Linked DNA regions of Homo sapiens: region 1 is linked to region 2. The links are chromatin loops, found by intact Hi-C in ENCODE. Cell type or tissue: heart left ventricle. All regions are shown on one strand. Links, peaks and the distances in the headings refer to the core of each region. The heading gives the core; the rest is flanking DNA. Region 1 has its middle 30 kb from the start of LINC01767. Region 2 overlaps LOC105378741 (a long non-coding RNA gene).

Region 1 (5,386 bases), core at 152-5,151, 320 kb after region 2:
TCTGTGGAATATTGGGGTAGGGGCTGGTTCCACAAAGAAGATGGCGGGTTTCACACAGCAGGCATGCATCTGCTTCGGTTTCCTAAATCCTCTGGAACACCTGTGCTACGAAAAGCACATCTTGACATTTAGTAGCATTTTAGGAAGGGGATTTTTTTTTAACCGAGGCTTTTAGACCTTTAGACAAATTCTAATCTTAGATCTAAAATATCTCCAACGATAATTTAATTCAACCCGATTTTTGACAGATGGGCAAACTAAAATCCAGAGAAGAAGAAAGAGGGAGGGATCTGTTTAAAGTTAGAAGGCCATTTTTTTTTATTTTTTATTTTTATTTTTGGCAAAACTGTAGCTGCAATGCTGGTCTCCTAATTCTTTTTAATTTTTTGGAGATGGAGTCTCACTCTGTCACCCAGGCTGGAGTGCAGTGGCAAGATCTCCGCTCACTGCAACTTCTGCCTCCCAGGTTAAAGCAATTCTCCTGCCTCAGCCTCCAGAGTAGGTGGGACTACAGGTGTGCGCCACCACACCTGGCTAATTTTTGTATTTTTAGTAGAGATGGGGTTTTACCATGTTGGCCAGGCTGATCTCGAACTCCTGATCTCAAGTGATCCACCCGCCTCAGCCTCCCAAAGTGCTGGGATTACAGGCATGAGCCACCACGCCCAGCCAGGTCTCCTAATTCTTGATTCTGGGCCCTTTCTCTATGACTCCACACATGCTTCAAATTCAGTGAATAACCTATTGAATATTTACTACATACTGGGCTCTAAATCACCACACCATTATAGAAGTGAAGTTTTAAAAGATTAAAACATACATACCTGCAGCATTTTTAAATGGAGGGCTTGGCTTGTTCAGAATCTTGAATATAATCATGGCCTCTGCAATATTCTGAACTCCTAAGAGCAGGGGAACTGCTTATTTATCTCGACATACCTAGTCGAGGAAATGGGCAGAGAGTAGACTACCAGTTAATGAAGGAATGCATCTTATGCTTGTTTGAGGATTGTTCAAACAATCCTGATATTGAGTGCAGATAGTTCCAAGCAGCTCTGCTTTCATGGTGGGACTCAACGGAGACTCTGCCGGTAGTGGGTGGGTGGCGATGATTGTTTTTCCCTGGCTGGTCAATTGCCTTTTCAGGTGGTCTTTATTAAGCCATCAATCTTTTAACCCTGACAGTCACTGTGACCCAGTGCAGCTCAGGAAAGGAATCTTTCTTAATTACTAGCCCTTTCTTGCTCCCTGGAGATCCTTGAGTACTGCACCAGCTGGAACTGATGGATGTAGTCTGGTTCTACCAGCAACTGAAGTATCTTATTTGCTCAAACCTGAGGGCTTAGCTTGCAATCCTGGCGCATTGAGAGGTGAGACTGGCAAGCCACCTACGTTTTATGTCTCCAGGAAAAGACCTCTTTGCTCCAGCATTTGGAGTGTTGCTGAGGGGTTAATAACACAGACTTCAGAGTCAGACCCATAGAGCTTGGATTTCCATCTCTGCTACTCACTGTGAAGCAAATGGCTTGACTCCCCTTGCTTTGATTTTTCTCATGGGTCGTAGGTTTCCCTCACCTGTGCCATGTTGAAATGCTACCAGCTTAGTCCTCGGGCCACTTCTCTGTTCTGTCTGTACTCATTTCCTTGGCGATCTTACCCATGGCCTTAAATATTATTTATATGACAAACACTAGTTATATGCAAAAGGCTTCCAAATGTTTAGCCCAGACCTCTCCCCAAAACCCTAAGCTCTGATATTTAAGTACATACCTAACATCTCAACTGGACCATTAACAGACATCTCAAATTTAACATGCCCCAACCAAACTCTTGATTCCTGCTCCACCCTGTGTTCCCCATCTTAGAAAATGGCAACTCCTATGCCACCAGTTACTCAGGTCTAAAACCATCATACTGTATTTACACCCCCACCTTCCAGTCCGTCAGCAAAGCCTGCCAGCTCTACCTTCCCCAACCTGACCTCTTCGTGCCACCCACCCCATTAGCACCGAGATCCACATTCCCATTATCCCTTGCTTAGATTACTACAACAGTCACCTCGCTGGTCTCCCTGCTTCCACACCCTCACCCTTAAAGACTTTTCTCATGCAGCAGCCATAGTGACACTTTGCAAAGTCAGATCATGTGTCACTTCTCTACTTCTTATTTCCCTCAGTAAAAGCTAAAGAACTCACAATGCCCTGCAGGGCCCTACTAAATATTTTCTCCCACAGCCAGTACTTCTTCTCTCACCTCTTCTCCCACTGCACTCCCTGTCACTCACTCCATCCCAACCACAATGCCCTCCTTGTGCCTCCAACCAGTGCGTTCCCACCTCCGAGCCCTTGCAGATGCAGGGCCTACTGCCCAGAGCGTGCCTCCGTGGGTTATCAGCATGGCTCACTCTCTCACTAATTTCAGGTCTCTGCTCGGATTTACACTACTGGAGGCCTCCTCTGATCTGCCTTTCACAGAAACAGATGGATCTGTATAATAGCAGCCTCCCCCGTTCTGCTCCGCTATCTTCCATGTCCTGCTCTCTCCTCCCTCATAATCTTACCACCCCTTGAAATAGTCATTCACTTACTTGTCACCTGTCTCCTTCAACCTGAATGTAAGCTCCATGAGAACAGGGGCTTTGCTCTGTTCACCAACATCTGTGCCTCCAACATTCTGAAATAGTGCCTCGCACGCAGGAGGTGCTTTATAAATATTTGTTGAATGAATAAATGAATCCATAAAATGGAGGGTAATAATTTATCTAGTAGGATGGCAGACAGATTAGATGGGATGGCCTGTGTAAATCATCTTGCATACTTTGTAGGCTATCCTTCTCCCAGAGGAGCTTCCAACACAACTGCAGGTCATGATCAGTGCTAGGGTGAAATCACCATTGCAACCCCTTATGTAATAAGAGCTGCCATATATGAGGTGCCTTCTTTGAGCCAGTTCCTGGACTAAGCTTTTACCTTCTCTCTACCATTTATTCCCATGGCAAATCTACAAAATAGGCATTATTATTTCTACTTTTACAGATACAGTAACTGAAGTTTGGAAAGATTGGAGAATCTAGAGTGGTTAAATGTATACAAACGAGTTTATCATATAATAAGCACATAAGTGTTCCATCCAAAATTCTGCCTCTGACAAGGAATTTAGGAGCTGGTGGCCTGCTGAGCCTCATTAGAACCCATCTATCCCTATAGACCAAATTTTTAAAAGGCTAAGAAGAAATGAAGGAGACATAAGAACAGAATGAGGCTCCCCTTTCATAAATTGAGCCTATGAAGAGAGCTGCCCTTGAAACTTTAATTTTTCAATAATGGAAGTCAATAATAGAAGTGTTGAGATCAGTCCGACATGAACTTTTTTTTATCACTTTTTTGGAGAATATCTACTAGATTACACAGATCTTCTTCAAAGAAGTCACGATGACTATGAGCACACACATGAGATTTATCTTGTGTTTGTCCTTCCAGATCTAGCCAAGTTGCCCTCTGCCAGTCAGAAGCACATGATAACAAATAGAGTCAGGTTTGAAAAAAGACACAGAAATAACTGTGGCCAACTGTGTGGCTTGGTTCAGATTCCATAAGGACTCCCATAGGACCTTGAAGATGTGACCCAAGGTCTCAAGTCTCTTAAGCAATTCTGAATAAGGAAGTGCAAACAACTACAAGATCAAAGGCATTTGAGCTGTGAGAGAGAGTGACAGGGAAATGGAAGGAAGGAAGAGCAAGAAATTCATGGTTAAGAGAAGAAAGCTCAAAAGAGACACTATTATATAGAGGTGTATGTGTGTTATATTTTCTATACAAAGAGGGAGAGAGTATACAATGAAATGTTAAAGGATTGTCTGAATGGTGGAAATATGGCTGATTTTTATTTCTTTGTCCTTATTTTTATTTTTTTCTGCAATGAACATACTTTATTTGTGTAATAAAAAGGAAAAAGAAGATATTAACCAGAGGATGGCAAGACTCACCACTTTCTGGACAGCACTGAAACAGGTTCCAAGTATTCTACCAATGACTCCTGCCTCCCCTCTGTTTGTTTAGGCTGGGGGTGGCCTTTCTTCCAGTTTTCTAGGCTCAAAAATCTCCTGGTCTGCAAGTTTACCCCCTCTTTGCCCCGTTATGTACTTCATTTATCCTAACATGCAAATGTTTGTTTTGAAAAAATTACACTCACCAAAAAGTTTTTTAAATCATGAAAGAGGGACCTCATGTGAGAGAAAATGATCAATCCCAATAATAAGTAAAAAGATGCAAATTAAAATTCACACAGTCTACCATATTTCCCTAATAAATTTAACAAAAAAATAAAAATAAAAACACACAATGCTGGCAAGGATGTAATTAAATTCATAGCCTCCTGCGTTGTTCAGGATACTATAAATGTGTTCAACCCTGTGGGAAAAGCAAATTGGCAATATGAATGAAGAGCCATGAAATTGGCCACTCTATTTCATTCAGTAATTCAACCTCAGGAAATGCATCTTTAAAACATAATAAGAGTTGCTGTCAAAGATTTCTGTCCCAAGATGTTCATATTAGCAGAAAAAAATAGTTCTAATATACCCACTTAATGAAATATTAAACCACCATTTAAAACTATAGTCATGAAGACAAGAAGCAATATGCTCCTGATATATATAAATGCACACCATGATTGTAATTACATATAAGTAGAGAGTAAAATAATCTAAAACACTCTCAAAGAAAACGCACCAACATAAATTGAATATAAGAGAACCGTAGAGATGGAAATCTTTTTTGAATTTTCTATAATGAGAGCATGTTTCTTTAAGGACTTTTTAAATCCATTTTAAAAGTAAATTGAGGTAGATGCATGCATTCTTTGCACGCACCTTCACCTGGCTGTGCCTCAGTTTCCTTACTTCCAGATACACATAAGAGCAGCTTCCACCTCAGGTGTGATGTGAGTACTGGACAAGTTAATTCATCTGATGTGTTAAATGAGCTCAGGCTTTAAAGCATTTAGAACAATGCCTGGCACATAGGAAATACTCAGTAAATGTTGATGGTTGTTGTTTCATGCCCTGTCCCTACCTTTCCCCTTCATTCTTCTACTATATCACAAGAATTTCTCTTCTCATGTATGTCCTTTAAGTACCCCCAACCTGGTCTGCCTCCAGACTCTGATTTATTACCTATCTTGACCACAATTTTCTAAAACAAATGAACAAACGAAAGTAAACACAAAAATTATTTCTTTATGTCTCACAAACCACCAACCTTTCCCAGTTTGGGGACACTATTCATACTCCTTTATGCTTCATGACTGGTGCTAAGCTTCCTTATAGACTTTGCATCACAAAGCCCCTTTTATGGTTGAAGAGCAAGTACTAATTTATCTTGAACAC
Region 2 (5,386 bases), core at 138-5,137:
CATAGAGATCAGCCATGTATTTCATCAGTACCTCTTAACATTCTGCCCTTCATTGCCCTGGAATGGGTCTTGTTCAAACTTCCCTTCCACAGCTCAACAAATAAGCAAACAAAAATAAAAAGCTTAGCTTTCCATGAAAAGGCAGTATAAACATCTGGCAGGCTTGCTGGGTCTTGGCTTCCTCTGCCTCGGTTTAAGTGCTCAACTTGAGTGTATTTGGGTTTCAACAGAGGAGGCTTTGCTAGACATTACTCACCCCCCTGCAAAAGCAAAAACTTAGTGATAGAAATACAAGTGCTCTTGTTTGTTGACCAAAAGCTAAACAAATCATTTGAGGTTTTGGGTTAAAAAAATCTTTCAAAAATGTAGTTCCCACATATTCAGTTGGGATATGTGTAAGTGTATATGTGTGTTTGCTTAAATCTTGTCTGAAATAAGATGGGGTATAAATATAAATATGTGCAAATAACTTAAATAAATTTTAAAAAACTCATTTTTTTCAGTTTTATGAATTGAAATGGGCCAAAATTAATCTCAAATATGGGCCAGCCTTTGACAAAATCCTCCAGTTGGTTAAATTTTTTTATACCATCTGGGTAAGTTTGGGAGTGAGTTAAGCCCTCTGGGCTCTAATTCCTCATCTATAAAATGAGGATAATATTAGGATAATATAAAATTGACTGTGGTGAGGATGGATTTAGAAAATTCTGTGAAAGCCTTATAAACTGCAGAGTCTTTCATACAGACAAAAGGCTGTGTTTACTGCTATTTTCTCTGGCAGGCACAGGTCTTGTAGTGGCAAATTCTCCTCCATGATTTACCAACGCAGTTGCTCTCATGCTGCTCCTTGGCTGCCCAAGGACCCCAGGAAGCGTCTTCTCCATTGGCAGTCCCATCTCCCCAATAAACACCAAAACTTTTGCAAGAAATAGGTGTCAGGTGGATTTGGTTGTAGATGGGGGAGAAAAGAAAACTAAGATAGCCAGATTCAAGAAAGCACAATTTAAATAGCCACTCATAATACTAACCAGGTTAATTCCTCCCTCCAAGAAAGAAGACAAAAGAGGAAGTCCTTTCTAAGCAGCAGAGCAGAACACTCATCTTTCCAGAAGGGCATGGTAAGAGGAAGTGCAGAGTAGGCAGTTATATAACAGGCCTAACAGGTAGCACAGGCAGGAAGGAGGATGGGTATGAGCAAGACTGAGAGAGGTTCATCAGTGCTGGATTTTCTAACAGCAGTGAACTAAACCCATGCTTAGGACATTGGCAAAGGAGGAATGGCTAATAAGTAATTTGATTTTATTTTCAAATTACATATGTGGGAGGGAAATCATGATGCTTTCAGTGCTGTGGACATATAAAGACCCTGGTCCTGATCCAGGAGGCACTTGGGTACCGAGTGTCAACAAGAGCCCCTAAGAGAAGATAGGGTGAAGCCCCCATGGCCCTGCCACCTGATGTGTCACAGCAGAGAGGCATTGAGTATGGGAAACACCATGCTTAGGAACATGGGGCAAAAAGAAGTGGAGGGACAGCTCAATAGAAGGGACTATATACAAATCACATAGCCAGACAGGGCTAGCAGGTACAGCAGGTTCTAGAAACCCTGAGAATCAAGAGCAACAGGGCATAAGTGCCTCAGGAGCCTAGGTCTTAAAAGGCTGCAGCTCCAGAAACAACACAGACAGAAAAATTGATCCAAAACATGGAGGGGAACATCAGGAAGATATTCTGGACACAGGACTGGCAAGAAACAGGAATGGTGATGGCAAGCTTGGCTGGGATTGAGGGTGGTATTTGCCCTATCCCTCCATGAAGCCCTGAGTAGGTAGAGAAACTCTTGTTATCCATATCTCAGAGCCTCCAGTCAGAGAAACCAGGGCACTGTTCTGACGCATGGGCGTCTTTCGTCATTGAACTTGAGGGGAAGAGGGAGTGGCAGTTGCACAGAAGGGCCTGGATTGGGAAAGGTCAGAAAATGAACACATGCCAGGTTAAAAGCCAGTGACGGAGACTGGAAGAGCAGAAGACAGAGCCAGAGGACCTAGTGCTACATTGATGCTGGGATGGACAGGGAAACAAGGTCAAAGGTGGGGGCAGAGTAAGGGGGTTTTAAATGCTTTTTAATGACACAGCTATCAGACTAGTTAAAAAGCCCAGATCCGTATGAATTCCAAGCAAAAATATACCCTGCGCAAGTGCAGACCACCTAGACTTGGCCTTCTGCCTGATAAAATTGTTGGAATTCTCCAAGGAATAGCAAAGTCAGATTGTGATGAGGGGGCAGAGGTGAGAGCAGATAATAGATGAGAAAGAAAAGTGTTATTGTCTTAACAGGTAGCACAGAAAAGACATTCTTTCCCCCTATAAAGAATCTTTGTTTATTAAAATTCTTTAAAGCAGCTTGAAATGAAATCATCACTTTGAGATATGCATTGGCATGAGCTAAGGTCACCAAAAGAGATAAATAATGTATAATACATCCAAAATTAATAGTGGTTTGGGGGTACTGGAAAGACAGAAGTTTGGGGAGAAGAAGGAGAAATGAAGAACAATTAGTGAAATGGCATGAGACTAGGCCACTGTACAACATGAAGAGAAAAGTGAAAGCTCCTCACTGCCAAGGTTGCCGAAAGATGTTTAGGAACAATGAAGCTTTGTATCAGTAAGATATTGCTGCATAACTAATGACCTCAAAACTCAAAACAACAATAAGCAAGTATTTCTTGTTCACGCGTCTGTGGGTCAGCTGAAAGTTGGCTGGCCTAGGCTGCGTATGGCTCCAGGCCATGTGTCTGTTCCAGGTCTATGACACAAGGCTGTCATCCTTCTGGGATGAATGGGCTACATAGTGCACACTTTTCTCTTGGAAATAACAGAATTACAATAATAGGAGCCCTCCTTGAAAGCACATTTTAAACCTCTGCCTATGTTCCCTCTAATAATAATCTTTGGTCAAAGCAACTCACATGACCAAGCCCACCATCAATGGAGTGAGCAAGTAAACTCCTCTGATGGAGGAGGGCTGGTAGTAAGAGTGGATATTTGCTAAACAACGATCTGATCTACCACAAGCCTTATGCTAAATTTAAAATTATTTGCATTGCTGCAATGTAAATTCCTTCTCTGACCACTCTCTCAATCTTTAGTAAATGTACCACAAATACAAATTTTTTGAGCTGCTTTTCTAGAGAAATCAAGGCAGAGGATTGACATGATGCAGAACAGAGACAGTAGATGAAAGTAAGTGATCCACAAGACAGAAGGCAAAATCAGAGGTGGCCATGAGTACCTAAGCCTCCAAAAATCATAGGCATATTGGGAAAATCAGAGAAATAAGGGCCAGAACCAATCTTGTTTAGACCTCAAGGAGAGCTCATCTGCCAGCTATGTTACTTAAGACTATTGGTAATGGCCATTGGTAAGTGAGGCTAGACTGCCTTTCCATTGTCTGACAGGAAGCTATGGCGGAGCAGGACAGGCCATAGAAGCCTCAGGGCTCATTCTGAACAGCAGGGAGGAGGAGGTCATCAACCAAGTCCAGTTAGGAAATTTGGTCCAGAGGGATCCAGAGGCTTGTATCTGAGTATAAGGTGAGGATTTTTTTTCCTAAGAGTAAAGTTAAAACAACAACAACAACAACAACAAACCCTAGTCTTTAGAGAGGAGGTGTACTGCCATTGCAGAATTATCAGTTAGACTACTTGAAGTTTAGTCACTATACTCACTTAACTAGGGCACTTCAAATTATTCCTGAAGTAGAAAGTATTGAGTATTAACCTTCAGAATAAGGGAGACATAGAAGGCAAGAATTACCATGTTGAAAACTTGCTCAATATCCGGAAGTACATACACTATTATCTGATTAGTCCCCACATGACCTCCTCTCCTCAGAGATAGGAATTATTATTCCCACTCTATGAACAAGAAAATGAGATCATAGTGGCTGGCCTTTTTCAATGGAAAAGGCAAAGCCAAACATGTAAGGTGGTGGTTGTGAAACCATACAGCTGCAGCAAGAAGAGAAGCATGGTACAAAAGAATGGTTGCTGCATACAACCCTTGTTGGATACATTTATGAGGATTCTTGTCATGCTTGTCAATCCTAGATGAGTTTTTATGACTATGACTCATACGATGTTCTGTGACCTCAAGGGCTTTACAATTGCAAAGCGGATAATCTAATCTCTTTGGTTTGAATGAAGAAAACATACCTAAATTATGCATTAATCTCACCCTTCACCTATGTTTATAGCGTCTTCATCCAGTCTATTTCTATTGCCAGAAAAGGAGACAAGAGCTGGGACAGGGTAGGGAAGTAACATTTAATAAATGTTATGTTGTGTCATCTGTGTATAAATCAGTACATAAAAATGCTTGATAATAAAGAATATATGAGCACCTCTATAGCATGACACTACTGCAGGTCAGTAGACTTAGGAAGACAGTTACAGTCATAAGAAAATTATAGATATTCAGTTTTCTCCCTTGGACAAATACTTTGACCACTTATAAATCTTAACTATCTTAGTGGATAAATACCGTATTCACTTTCAAATGCATATTTCAGCCCCCTTCTCAGAGCCTTCTTGGAGTCGGCTAACTTAGGAATGTAAGTCTTTCCTCTCTCTCCACTAATGAATATGAGATCTGTCCCTTTCCTGTATTCCATTAGACCCTTACTCTCAGATGGGGGAGAACTAGTAGATCTTAGTTGGTATTTGTGTACAACTGAAAAACAGTGATTTCGAGGTGTTAAGGGATGAGAGTGGCTGGGCTATGAACTAGTGAACAGCCTCATCCTTCTCTGTGATGTAGTTTTTGAAATGATGAGGCCATGTTAAATGGTCAGTCCGTAGCAGAATTTCTACTGCCTAGGAAATAGTTACACACTCTGCTATATCGCTATCATTTACTTTTCATTCTTTCTTAGAAATTCAGTCTCTCTGCCTACATTTCCCATCTGTTCTTGCATACTCTCTGCTGTATCTACTAGAGCCCCTAGCACGTTAGTCATAATTGTTTTAAATTCCCACTCTGATTAAGTCCAACATTCCTGACATATTTGAGTCTCATCCTCATTCATTATTGGTTTGACAAACCTAACATAAAATCACCACATGAGATAAAATGTGTGAAAGCAAAGAACACATAGGACAGTCTCAACAAAACCATGTTTAACTGAATAACCTCCAAATCACCTTCACAGCAGACCATAAGATGAGAAGTTTGATTTGTTTGTTTGTGTCTTTTTCTATCAAGGAACCTATGTAATAAGGTTAATTAGGAAACAAGTTTTCCTAATAAAGCCTATCTTCTCTCGGAGTCTGAATTCCATGGTGCTCTACAGTGTCCTTTGCTTTACCTCTTAATACATTTTTATAAG

The links. A loop is a pair of places that touch in the nucleus more often than their neighbours do. Peaks named below come from ENCODE experiments on the same cell type or tissue, not always from the same donor. Only the 100,000 strongest peaks of a DNase experiment are listed, where the experiment ranks them.
Region 1: a loop joins it to region 2, with 2.2 times the contacts of the local background. A loop is called at or near these places in 3 of 110 quality-filtered maps.

What each region holds. Positions count from the first base shown.
Region 1 is chr1:56,381,921-56,387,306 of GRCh38, forward strand. No RefSeq gene overlaps it. Among named protein-coding and RNA genes, the nearest start is that of LINC01767, 30 kb to the right of the region's middle. In heart left ventricle, for the core only: no CTCF peak of the experiment used is centred there; no DNase peak of the experiment used is centred there.
Region 2 is chr1:56,060,895-56,066,280 of GRCh38, forward strand. All of the region lies in intron 2 of LOC105378741 (a long non-coding RNA gene), which reads right to left. The region is part of intron 1 of LOC124904591 (a long non-coding RNA gene); the gene reads left to right. Among named protein-coding and RNA genes, the nearest start is that of LINC01755, 120 kb to the left of the region's middle. In heart left ventricle, for the core only: no CTCF peak of the experiment used is centred there; a DNase peak (open chromatin) is centred at 2,757.